2 separate regions of the Homo sapiens genome follow, and region 1 is linked to region 2. Evidence: chromatin loops called from intact Hi-C (ENCODE). Cell type or tissue: K562. All regions are shown on one strand. Each heading gives the region's core, and the rest is flanking DNA. Links, peaks and the distances in the headings are about the cores only.

Region 1 (6,794 bases), core at 576-5,575, 360 kb after region 2:
AAAGTGGGTTCTCGTGGTACTTACATGTGCGTATGGCAGGGGCTTCATTTGACAAAACACCTCCTTGTTCTGTCATTGAGAGAGTTCCTCGCCTCCTGCCTGTTTCTCTTAGTCCTGGGTGGCAATCAAGCATCTGATTTTCCCCCTTTCCTAGTTCAGGTGCCTGTTATTCTGTCATTAGCACACAGTAAGGAGGCCCAGGGGTGGGGAGCCTGCTGCAGTGCCACCCCCACCCCAGGACACATCCCTATTACTTGAGAAGAAGGGAGTGTGGAAACGTGTGATTCAGTTGACACAGATTCATTGTACTCGCCCAGTTCTTCGCTCTGGAACGCACTTCTACATAAGGCAGGCTCAGCTGTGGCTTAGGAGGCCAGCCAGAGCCTCGAGTCTGCAGGACCTGAGCGAGTGGTGGTCTGCTCAGCAGGCCTCCTTGGCTTCCCTTGGCCTCTGGCCCTCACTGACCACATGACCAAGGAGAGCCTGCTGGGGCCAAAGAGAACCTCTTTCCCACCAGCTTTATCTGGGAGCCTGTGGGTCTGCGTTTCTCATCATCTGACCCACTGGAAAAGGAAAGGCAGGAGTTTCCATAAGGGAATAAATGGATGCGGAAGGAAACCACCCCTCAACCCCCGGTAAAGGGGGGTTAGTGTGAGAGAGACTGCAGCCTTCACGATAGTGTGAGGCAGAGATGCCAAAACTGTCCTGGGAAATAGTGCCTCTGCGCCTCCACCCCACACCCTCCCGTCCTGCAAAGGTTTAGTAAGCACCTACTCAGTGCTTGGCACCTTTCCAGGTGCTGGGACTCAGCAAAGGACAAGGCCAGGTGCTTGGACAGTTTATATTCTGGAGAGGAGACGGATGGTCCCTGGTTCCATGCTATGCTTAAAACACAGTGATGCGGCCGGGTGCGGTGGCTCACACCTATAATCCCAGCACTTTGCGAGGCTGAGGTGGGTAGATCACTTGAGGTCAGGAGCTTGAAACCAGCCTGGCCAACATGGCGAAACCCCATCTCTACCAAAAATACAAAAATTAGCCAGGTGGTGGAGCATGCCTGTAGTCCCAGCTACTCGGGACGCTGAAGCAGGAGAATCGCTTGAACCCAGGAGACAGATTGCAGTGAGGTGAGCTCACACCGCTGCACTCCAGCTGGGGCGACAGAGTGAGACGCTGTCTCAAAAAAACAAAAACAAAAACCCACAGTGATGTAATCCCCGTGAGTGGAAGGATTGGAGTGTTGGGGAAGGCCTCTCTCACTGCGACTGAACAGTGGGAAGGTGGCCCCAGGACCTGGGGGAGGTGTCCCAGGTGGACAGCCCCAGACAGAGGGTTGTGTTCCATGGGAAGGAAGAAGGCCACCATGCCTACTGTATAGGGAGGGTGGGAGAGTCCAGGAGGTGGTGAGAAAGCAGGCAGGCTCCAGCTGCACTCGGCCCCTGAGGACTCCGGGTTTTAGTCAAGGGCAATGAGAAGTCAGGGGAGGGTTTTCAGCAGGAGAGTGAGCGATGAGCCCTGGTATCCGCTCTGCCTCCAGCTCGCTGGGCATGGTGGGCAAGCCCTGCCCCTCTTGATGGGAGCTTCCTCCTTCGTGATGTTGCCTGGGCTTCTGGAACCCAGGAAGACTCTCAAAGGTACTAACAGGTGTGGAGAACTTTCCCCTCCCCATTCTTTCAAAGTCACATAGATAACATGGGGAATGCCCACTTTGCTGGATTCTCACAGGCTGCTCAGACACCCTGAGTGGTAAATACCATGGACTTGGGGAGTGGTTTCTTAGTCTGGGGTTTGGGTCAAATTAACTATCATAGGGTCCTTAAATAGCCTACAAAGTAGTGTATATGGAAAATAGGTACGTGTATATGAGTTTATGCAAATAGAGAATTCACATGCAAGATACATCACCCTACTTCTAATGTGTAAGAAAGAAATAGAAATATGGCTATTTATTTATTTATTTGTTTTTTTGAGACGGAGTCTCACTGTGTCCCCCAGGCTGGAGTGCAGTGGCATGATCTCGGCTCACTGCAACCTCTGCCTCCCGGGTTCAAGCGATTCACCTGCCTCTGCCTCCCGAATAGCTGGGATTACAGGCGTGCACCACCACGCCTGGCTAATTTTTGTATTTTTAGTAGAGATGGGGTTTTGCCATGTTGGCCAGGCTGGTCTCGAACTCCTGACCTCAGGTGATCTGACCCACCCACCTTGGTGCTGGGATTACAGGTGTAAGCCACTGCGCCTGGCCTATTTATCTTTTTTGCCAATCACATAATGTTAAATTCACTCTGGTTAAATAGGAATATGATGGGTTGCCACTATATGACTTTTGGTTAATAAACATGGGAAACCTAATTAACTCTTTCATAATTCCTCCCATTTCAAAGCCCAGGGCCATGGTGGAGCTGTGGGGGTTCCCCAGGGAGCCCAGTGTGGGAACCACAGGACCAGATGGGCTGTGAGGCCCCTCCAGCTCCCACGCTGTGCAGCAGCAGGGGCAGCTGTGGGCCGAGCACTGCTGAGTCATCTCTCCCTCGGCCTGGTCATGTGTTGGCTGACAAGCCCAGGCTGGTGTGGAGTCCTGGCCTGGGTTATTGGGGAACTGACTTCAGCTCTGGCCTGCCGAGGCCCCCAGCCTACTGGGAAGGGGGAATCGCCAGCTACCTACTGCCTGTCCACCCACCTGAGGGTCCCCTGTCTGTTCATAAACCCCAGGAGCCGGCCACCTGAGAGGGCTGCATATCCTGGGTGTGTGAGTGCTGCCTGGGGGCTCTGGCATGACAGCAAGGCGGCAGTCAGCTCCAGGCAGCACTGGGCTGAAGGTGTGCACTGGCATCTTGCTGCCCTGTTGAGCATGACATTTCCTTAAATGCCATGAAGGGGCTGCCTGACCTTCACTCTCTTGCCAGGACCCCCTTTCTACCTCTTTCTGGGTTATTTATAACAGTGTTTACAAGAAAAAGGGCTTCTCAGCTGAGCCCTGGCCCTGCTCCCTCGGTCTCTCCTGCCAGCCAGGGCAGGAGATGCGGAAATAGAACCAGAGAACGTGGACACTATAGGACCCCAGAAAACACCTCCAGATGGAGTGTGTGGGACACTTTGTTTTTTTAGGTCTCTGGGACTTTTTTTTTTTTTTTTTTGAGACAGTTTCGCTGTTGTCGCCCAGGCTGGAGTGCAATGGTGTGATCTCGGCTCACTGCAACCTCCGCCTCCTGGGTTCCAGCGATTCTCCCGCCTCAGCCTCTCGAGTAGCTGGGATTATAGGCACCCACCACCATGCCCAGCTAATTTTTGTATTTTTAGTAGAGACGGGGTTTCACCATATTGGTCAGCTGCTCTCGAACTCCTGTCCTCAGGCCGTCCACCCACCCTGGCCTCGTAAAGTGCTGGAATTATAGGCTTGAGCCACTGTGCCTGGCCAACTTTTTAAAAAAAATTGTGGTAAAATGTACCTAACATAAAATTTACCCTTTTTTTTTTTCCTTTTTGAGACAGGGTCTTGCTCTGTCATCTAGGCTAGAGTAGTGCAGTGGTACCATCACAGCTCACTGCAGCCTCAACTTCCTGGGATCAGGTGATCCTTCCACCTCAGACTCCAGAGTAGTTGGGACAATAGGCATACGCTACTGTGCCTGGCCAATTTTTGTATTTTTTTTTTTTTTAGAGACAGGGTTTTGCCACGTTGCTCAGACTAAAATTTACCATTTATAAAGTACAAAACAGTGGCATTAAGTCCATTCACCATGTCATAAAACTATCAGCAGTCCAGCACTTTTCTGTCCTCCCAAAGTCAGGTACTTTGTCATCCTCCTGACACAGGAGGATGGCTGGCATGTCCCTAGGCACATCTGAATTTTGAGGAAATCCCACACAACATGGCAAGGAAAGGAAGCACCTGCCAGCTCATGAGCAGGGTGTCAGTGGTCGCCCCTTCAGCCGTGTGACATGAGCAACAGTCACCCTTTGCTTTCCTTCCGACTCAGGACCAAGGTCAGAATTCCAGCGAGTAGACTGCCAGAGGACATCCTGATTGCAGGAAGAACCAGGAATCTGCTCCAGTCTCTTTCTTTTCTTAAGCAAAATCGATGCATTTCACTAACTTCACTCCTTTCATTAGAAATAGGGCACGTGTTTTGTAACTCACCTCAAAGCTGAATGCCACCCCCCATCCTGGCAGGCCATTCACCATCTTTGAGAAGAATTTAATAACAGTTCCTGGAGAGTTTCTTATAAGCATTTTACAGTTTTCCTAAATACCTCATGAGGGCTGGAGCAATTCCACAGCAACTAGGAGGTTATGGGCCCCATTGCAGAGATGTTGAAACTGAGGCCCCACTAAATGGCGTGACCCGAGACATGGTCCCATTTTAGTCACCTGCATGAACAGTAACTTTCTCCATCTAATCCCGCCCAGGTGAGGGCTAAGGTAAGGCAAAGGAGGCACTTGGCTCTGGCACAAAATTTAAGGAGATGCTAAAAAACTCAGTCGTCAAGATCAATCCTATTTATATCAGTGTTTAAAAAATAATTGATATAAATATCCATGCTGAACAAAATATCCAATTTTAAAACAAAGGCAGAAACAGCAACGGGGCCATGCGTAGCCCTACAGGAACCGAGGCAAGAGGGAAAAAATTGGCACCACTGACCTCACCTTTACTTAGAATTTTGGTATTTTGTTAATCTTGGGTGGATATTTTGCATTAATTTTAAAATTGCATTAAAATATGATCTACCTTGATGACTGAGTATTTTGATGTGTAAGGCACCCTAATTCCAGCCCCAGCTCCACCTCCCAATTTCTGTGAACTACTGGAACAGCTGACCCCTGCCTTCAGGTCCCCAGGCCCTGGGGTCCTTGGATGCCAGGGCCTTTCACTCCTGAGAGTCAAGAGAGCAGCTGAGGATGGCATTTGATCCCTGCAGTCTATTTTTGTGCCTGCCCTTCAGCAACTGATAAAATGTTGCTCTCGGTAGAGCTGATGTGTTGAAATGGTGAGTGTTGATGTCAGGTGGTTTGTGTGATCATGTATCTTCATTCTTGACCTTGTAGAGGGGCCTGGAACCAGGAAAGAAACTGAACTCTCAGCGTTTTTGCCCCCCACAGACTTTGACAAAACCTGAAATTGTTATCTGGTGACTGAGGCTGCCAGGAAGCTTGGTCTTGTCTTGGGGCTGTGTGGAAAAAATGCACATGTTGCGCTCTCTTGTTTTTGTACACGGTCCTATACCCTTTACAAGACACTCATTTTGTTTCTTGAACGCATGTTTATTGAGCACCTACTATGTGCCAGGCATTATGCTGGGCATTTGGGATACAGTGGGCAACAAGGCAAACCCAGACACAGCCCCTGCTCACATGGAGCTGCCAGTTGTGGGAGGCAGCAGTAAACAAGTAGATAAATTAGTAATGGGGGTAGTTCTGGAGATGGATGGTGGTGATGGCTGCATAGCAATGTGGGTGTACTTAATGCCACTGAACTGCACACTTAAAAATGTTTAAAATGGGCCAGGCATGGTGGCTCATGCCTATAATCCTAGCACTTTGGGAGACCAAGGCAGGAGGACTGCTTGAGCCCAGGAGTTTGAGACCGGCCTGGACAACACAGAAAGACCCCTATCTCCACCTTAGATAGATAGATAGATAGATAGATAGATAGATAGATAGATAGATAGATCCATCTCTACCATAGATAGATAGATAGATAGATAGATAGATAGATAGATAGATAGATCCATCTCTACCATAGATAGATAGATAGATAGATAGATAGATAGATAGATAGATAGATCCATCTCTACCATAGATAGATAGATAGATAGATAGATAGATAGATAGATAGATAGATAGATCCATCTCTACCATAGATAGATAGATAGATAGATAGATAGATAGATAGATAGATCCATCTCTACCATAGATAGATAGATAGATAGATAGATCCATCTCTACCATAGATAGATAGATAGATAGATAGATCCATCTCTACCATAGATAGATAGATAGATAGATAGATAGATAGATAGATAGATAGATAGATAAGCAAGCAAGCAAGCTGGGAGTGGTGGTGTGCACCTGTAGTCCTAGCTACTAAGGAGGCTGAGGCGGGAGGATTGCTTGAGCCCGGGAATTCAAGGCTGCAATCAGCCATGATCATGTTACTGCACTCCAGCTCGGGCGACAGAGTGAGATCCTTTCTTAAAAAAAAAAAAAAAAAAAAAAAAAAATTAATCAATTTCATGTTATTTATATTTTACCACAATTTAAAAACATACTGATAAAAGGAGGCAGGGGATAGCAGAGAATGATAAGTGCTAATCGAGGGAATTCCAGCAGGGTGCTAGGTAGGCCAGAGACGGGATGGCCATTTGGGGTGCAGTGGTCAGGGAGGCCCATCTGGGGAGGGACGTTCAACCTGGGATGAGGATAGAAAGAAGGGAGCCGCTATGGGAGATGAAGGAGAGAGAAGGCGTTCCAGGCTGAGGAAGGCTCCAGCACAGAGGCCCCGGGGTGGACACTCAAGCCACACAACTGTTCCAGGAGGGAGGCTGGTCTTGAGAGATGCGGAGAGGGCAAGCAACTCCCTGTAACTAGCAAGTTATGAGCCAGGGCCAGCCCTGCCTCAACAAAGCCTAACAACATGTACCTGTACATCATTTTACAGTTTAGCAAGTGCTTTCCTGCCACTCTCCTTTGAATTCAAGAGGCCCTTGAGTTCAAGTGCATAAAATTGACTGTGAGTGCAGGCAGACACAATGTGTATATTACCCTGCCTTAAAACACCTTGCGCAGAATA
Region 2 (6,794 bases), core at 526-5,525:
GGATCACCTGAGGTCGGGAGTTTGAGACCAGCCTGACGAACATGGAGAAACCCTGTCCCTATTAAAAATAAAAAATTAGCCGGGTGTGGTGGCACGCACCTGTAATCCCAGCCACTAGGGAGGCTGAGGCAGGAGAATCACTTGAACCCGGGAGGCAGATGTTGCAGTGAGCTGAGATGGAGCCATTGCACTCCAGCCTGGGCAACAAGAGTGAAACTCCATCTCAACAAAAAAAAAAAAAAAGAAAGAAATTCAGGGGTATAACAGCTTCAGGCATGGCTGGTTCCAGGGGCCCAGTAATGTCACTGGTAATGTGTCACACTCTCCATTCTCTGCTCTGCTGTCCTGTGTATTGATTTTATTCCCTCATTCCCAGGAAAACTCTTTCTATAAGGTGCAAAAATAGCCACCAGCAACTCCAGATTTACATCTTATCAGCTTAGCACCCACACTGGAAAAGATGTGTTTCCCCTCACCCCTCCCCACCGCCCCACCACTTAAGTTAGCAAAAGTCCCAGGGCTGTCTCTTAATGGCCCAAACTGAACCATGAACAAATCCAGATTCATCACCATGACTCCAATTAGACAGGCCTGAGCATTGTGCTCACCCCCTGGAGGAGAAGAGTGGATGGAATCAGCCCCATCGGAACCACATGGACTGAAAGCTGAGGTGGGGAGGGGATGGGTTGCACAGAAGAAAAGCAGGTGATGTTACCAAAAGGAGGTGAAAGGCATAATGCTAAGAAACAAACACAACAGAGGGCCACTGCACTATCTGATGTGTCGGCAGACTAAGAAAGTCATATGAGCTCAGCTGGAGATAAGCGTTTTCCTGATTCTGAATTCCAGAATGAATCCCTTCACAGAAGCAGTTAAATCCAGGGCCCTTCCTGACACAGTGAACAATAGCTTCACCTCCATTTTTGTACAAATTTGGAAACATCCTTCAAGTACCCATTTCACAACTTGCCCAGCTTTGAAAGCCAAGGACAGAACACCTTTTGCCCCAAGGGAAGGCAATTTTTCAGGTTGCTCAGCTCACATGTTCCCAGGGACAGACTTCCAAACACTGGGAAGATGCTTAGTCAGCAAGAAGAATGGAGAGGCTGCCCTTCTCTAATATCCGGCATCTCTCTGAGCTCTCCTACCCTCCCTCACCTGTCTCACCATTCCATGTCACTCAGATCCCTGCTTTGGGCCAACGGCAAGTGTTCAGACCTTGGCTATAGTGATAGAGAATTGAGAACAACAAACGCATGGACTTGACTTTTAGAATGGAAAGAGATCAAGAATATCATCTAGGGAAGAGACTGCTGATTGTCCCTCAACATCCGTTCTCCCCTTCCACAAAGATGGACTTGGTAGCTGCGACCACGGCCACCCAGAATGAAGACAACATTTCCCGTCCTCCTTTGCCACTGGCCATGGCCATGTGACTAAGTCTAGCCAATGAGATGAGAGCATCGACACCCCTGGCAGCTTCTGAGAATCTTCCTTTTCCTTTTCCACCTTTGCCCCTTCATCCTTCTGTCACTGTCCCTTCTTTCATCTTGCTCCCTGGAATGTGGATATGCTGGCCACCATTTTGGACCATGAGGATGAAGGCCACACGATAGGGAATGTGATTTGAAAGACAGGAGCCATGAGCCCCCTCCCACTCCCTTACCCCTGCAATCAGGCAGAGAAGAGCTGCCACACCAGCCCGGATCACTCATCCTCAGACTTTCATGGGAGAAAGACGTAAGTAAGAAAGAAAAGTATCCATGTTATATAAGCCATTACTGTTTTGGGCTTCTGTTTCCTGCAGTCAAATCTAATCCTAATTGATGACACATTATTTCTTCTCATTTTCCCATAGCCTTCACCCTCCCATCCCCCACCCCCAATACACACATCTTCCACCCAACGCTTGAATCCTCTCCAAACCACTGTATTAATAGAAAGAGTAACTGTACAGTTCACACAGCTAGAGTGACAGGGTGCTTGCTACCTCTCAGGTCACTTTGTCTTTGGAATAGATTTGCCAGAAAAGTGTTAGAAAATTCTGCCTCATATTCATTCATTCACTCTGCATACGAACCCAGTTCTCTCCCTCAGGAGGGCCACCCAGTCTTTCAGACAGTGCTCTGGGCTCCCAGAGCTTCTCTTCCCAGTTTCCTCAGCCTTTCCTATGGGACTTGTCTCCTTTTGGGACATCCTTCACTCTAGTCCCTAAAGCCACATGGGGAAAAATGCCTCATGTTTGCCTCTCCCTGGCACAGGGCTGGGGCTGCAGGTTTGCAGGGAGTTTTTGATTCCATGATGCAATATGTTATATATCAGTGCAGCTCCAAGACAGTTTGGGTATGTGATAAGAATTCCTCACATTTGCACAGCAGCTTACACACTTGGAAGCATTCTCCCACAATTCCATTTTCTGCTTGTAATATAGACTCATGGAAAATAATAATAATAGCAGTAATAATAATATTAATAATGTCACCTTAACAGAAGTGTAAAGGAATGCATAAAACGTAACATGAAAGTACAAATTAAAAAATAGGAGCAAAAGAATAAAAAAACAAAGATCTTAAATCAAGCTCCAGAGACCAGAAAAAATGCACAAGCAAAGGGAAGCGGGTTATAAAATATAAGCAGACTAATAGAAATCACACCTGCACACAGCGTAACTAGACACTTCGCTGCCATTTTAGTGCTTCTTCTTCCTGAGGCCCTGAAGCAAGCAGGGGGCGCTACATGATTAAAGCCTCAGGATACTATCACTGATTTACAGATGGTGAAAATGACACTGGGGAGGTTAAGGGCCCTTTCTCAGGTCCCCCAGGCTGTAAATGTTGGAACCACTTCCTTGACCCCCATGCTCTCCACTCAGTCTTTGCCCCTCATTCCACTGGACGAACTGGCCTTCAGCCTGGAGCACTCTCCCCCACCCCTTTCTTGACACTGGTACCGTCTCTCCTCCACATCTCAACCCAGATGTCACCTCCCCGGCCAGCCCTTCCCTGACCCCAATCTAGAGCAGGCTCTTCCCTCTCTCATAACTGGTTCATCACGAGTCTACTCTGGAACATGCACCCAGTTTACCATGAAGTATTTGTTCAACATGGCCCCTCTCGCTGAGGACCGGACTGCACTGTCTCATTTGCTGCTGTGTCTGCAGCACCTGGAATGGAGCCTGGCACTTCCATGTGCTGGAGCCTCCCGGCAAATGGCAGCCCGTGCTCACAACTGTCGGATGACCCTGCCTTCCCAGGAGGCGTCGCTGAGGCACTGACTCCTGGGACCGAAGGAGCCTTTAGAGCCCACTTCCCCCTATCCCCTCATAATAGAAAGGGGAAACTGAGGCTGTAGCAGGCAAGGAACTTGTCAGGGCCTCACAGTGGTTAGATACAAAGCTGGTGGGGAGGGCCCCAGGTCCTGGGTCCAGGCCAAGAGCCTGACACCAATGGGTTACCCCAACTGTGTCAGGGTTTCTATCCATGGAGGGGTAAAATGAGGCAAGAGGGTCCCAGAAATGTATCTTGTAAGAGGGGTTGCCTAGAACAATGGGGCCTGCTTGGGGAGGAGGTGGAGAGGCCCGCAGGCCTGGCTGGGAAGGAATCCAGCAGGGGCCTTGCTCAGTTTCCTTCCAGCACATGGGGGAAGTAAACACATTCCTTGGCTATGCAAGCGTCCCTGCCTCCAGCCACCCTCCCAGCTGTCAGAGCCTTGGGTCCCAGCCAGTGGCTAGCTGTACCATGGAGGAAAGGACCCAGAGAGAGCGTATATGATTCTCCCAGGGTCACAGAGCACTGTGTGTCTCATACCCTTTGCCTGGGCACAGAGAGGAGAGAAGGACACCAGTGTCTCTCTTCCCTGCAATCCCAGATTGGGCCAGGCAGAGGCCCAGGAAATGCGGAGTTCCAGGTGAGGCTGGGCCTCTCCGAAGATCACTATCTGGATCCCCTGCACTGGCCAGGAAAGTGAGGAGAAGGGTACTAGGGAACCCTGACAAAGCATCCAGCCCTGCCTCCCTACTGTACCAATGGGGAAACTGAGGCCCAGAAGGGCAGGGACTTGCTCCGAGCATCCCAGCAAGCTCGTAGCTAAACCAAGACTAGAGCCCAGGTCTTGTGAGCAATGGCTTCGTATGTCTCTGCTGCCTCCCAGCCCCTTCAGCCCCCTTCTATCCCCTCTTCCTTCTGCTGGGTCTGGTCCTCGCTGATGCTGATTCTTCTGCCCAGAATTCCCTCCTTGAACTTTTTCACCCAGGCAAACTTCTACTTGTACTTCAGAACAATTTCAAGCTTCCTGACTAAAGAGGTCACGCAGCCCGGGGACGGGGCGGATCCTGCAACAGGAGCAGCTGTCCTCGGACCCCAGTGCCAGGGCTGCAATTGCAGCAGCTGTGAAACCTGGCTGTTGGTAGCAGCCAGGAGTGATTCACAGTGAGGGGGAAGGCAGGAAGGTTTGGGTGTCGCCCCTGTGTAAAAAGTCCCAGTGTCGCTGGGTGTGGTGGCTCACGCCTGTAATCCCAGCACTTTGGGAGGCTGAGGCAGGTGGATCACGAGGTCAGGAGTTCAAGACCAGCCTGGCCAGGATGGTAAAACCCCATCTCTACTAAAAATACAAAAATTAGCCAGGCGTGGTGGCAGGCACCTGTAATCCCCGCTACTCGGGAGGCTGAGGCAGAGAATTGCTAATCCAAGAGGCAGAGGTTGCAGTGAGCCAAGATCGTGCCACTGCACTCCAGCCTGGGTAACAGAGAGAGACTCCGTCTCAAAAAGAAAAAAAAAGTCCCAGTTTCATGAAACAGTGCCTGGACTCTGGATGGGGAGACCTGGTCCCAACCTGCCTCTCTCGTCCAGCCGTGGGACCTCTCTGGGCCTCGGTATACTGCGAGATGCCACCAAGGCTGACTTCTGGGTCTGGAATTAGAACCACAGGGTAATTTTTAACTCTTGTGCCAGCTCCAACTGATTGATAGTGGCTGTCTGGAGAGCTGTGTTGAGGAGGATTCTTGTATTGATTGACTTATTGATTGATTGATTGATTGATTTAGAGACAGGGTCTCACTGTGTCGTCCGGGCTGGAGTGCAATGGTGCGATCATAGCTCACTGTAATCTTGAACCCGGGGCCTCAAGTGATCCTCCCACCGTGACCTCCTAAAGTGCCGGGATGACAGGTGTGCACCCCTCACCTGGTCCTGAGGATTCTGAGGTAGGGAGTCTGATGTTCGATTAGTTGTACAAGGTCTCTAAGGGCCCCCCTGCCCTGAGGAATATACCCCTCCGATCCCAGTCAGCAGCTCTGAGCTAATGCAGGGCCTCTGGCCAGGCCACAGGGCTGGGCCTCACCACTCTGAGCTTCCGTGTCCCCGATACATGAAAGACCCCAGCCTCTCAGAGGAGATAAAGGACCTTCCCTGGCAATGGGCCTCTGGCTGCAGGCTGTCGCCCTCTCCCCTCTGCTTGACCCCAGATACACATTCTTTCCAGCTTGTTCCAGCCAGTGCTTTTCCTCCTGAGTTGCTGCTGCCTCTGCAGGCTAATTTGGGCCAGATCAGCACAAAACAGGCCTCAGCAGAGCACTAAGCTAAGCCACTTCCTGCCTGCCACAGGGAAGCGCTGGGGTCTGTAGAGAAAGAGGGGAGAAAGGACGAGAGGCTGAAGTCCAGTCCCTGCACTGATAAGCAGCCTTGGACGCTGCCCTGTGAAGGAATTTCCTGTTTCTGCCTCCTTCTTCCTCCTGAGTGCGGCTTATGTACTCCTCCAGCGCCACAGTGTCTGGTTAGGGACAAGGCTGCCCTTTGTAGGTCAGAGAGCTGGGTTTGCGTCAGCTTGCTGTGTGACGTTGGGCTGGCCTGTGCCTTAGTTTTCTCATCTGTAAAGTGGGATAAATTAACAGCACTAAATTCATTCTGATCAAGTGATGACTAAGGGATTTGTGGGGAATAGTGTCCCCTAAAAACTTAACGTCCATCAGAATCTGTGAATGTGACCTCATTTGGAAACAGAGTTTTGTAGATGTAATCCAATTAAAATTAGTTCATACTGGATTAGGGTGGGCCCTAAATCCAATGTGACTGGTGTCCTTACAAAAAGAGGGAAATTTGGTTGGATGTGGTGGTTCATACCTGTAATCCCAACACTTTGGGAAGCCGAGGACGGTGGATGGCTTGAGCCCAGGAGTTCAAGACTAGCCTGAGCAATGTAGAGAGACCCCATCTCAATAAAAAATAATAATAAATTAAAAACATAAAAGCCGAGGGAAATTTGGACACAGAGACAAAACACAAATATGCACAAAGAGAATTCCATGTAAAGATAGACTGAGATTGAGATAGGCAGAGATTGGAGTTCGCTGCCACAAACCAAGGAATGCCAGAAGCCACCAGCAGTTGGAAGAGGCCAGGAAGGATTCTCCCCAGAGCCTCTCGGGGGAGCGTGTCCCAGCTGACACCTTGATTTGGGACTTCTGGCCTCTGGAGTTGTGAAAGATATAAGTTTCTGTCTTAAGCCACCCAGTTGGAGGTGATTTGCTACAGCAATGCCAGCACACAAAAACAGGGGTATCCATAAAGCACAGGACTTGACGCCAGGCACAGCAGGACCTCAACAGAGGGAGCTGCCGCTGCTGCCTCTGGGGTTGCTATTGTTTCCCTCCGTCCTCCATCCCTGCCTCCCCCGAGACATACCAGTCTTCCTGACTCACAGCCCTAACACGTCCCTCCTCTCAGCCACTGGCCGGCACACGCCAACTGTGGAATCAGACAGTAGGACTAGACATGTGGGGCAGATGGCGGTCTCACAAA

Evidence for each region. A loop is a pair of places that touch in the nucleus more often than their neighbours do. Peaks named below come from ENCODE experiments on the same cell type or tissue, not always from the same donor. Only the 100,000 strongest peaks of a DNase experiment are listed, where the experiment ranks them.
Region 1: it touches region 2 in a loop (3-fold over the local background); 1 of 110 quality-filtered maps calls a loop at or near these places.

The regions. Positions count from the first base shown.
Region 1 is chr5:149,803,490-149,810,283 of GRCh38, forward strand. The region is part of intron 1 of PPARGC1B (PPARG coactivator 1 beta); the gene reads left to right. Among named protein-coding and RNA genes, the nearest start is that of MIR378A, 74 kb to the left of the region's middle. RefSeq lists enhancers at 747-1,556, 2,208-2,857, 2,447-2,591 and a cis regulatory region at 2,514-2,524. In K562, for the core only: no CTCF peak of the experiment used is centred there; a DNase peak (open chromatin) is centred at 2,522.
Region 2 is chr5:149,446,746-149,453,539 of GRCh38, forward strand. No RefSeq gene overlaps it. Among named protein-coding and RNA genes, the nearest start is that of MIR145, 19 kb to the left of the region's middle. In K562, for the core only: a CTCF peak has its summit at 2,732; DNase peaks (open chromatin) are centred at 1,426 and 2,766.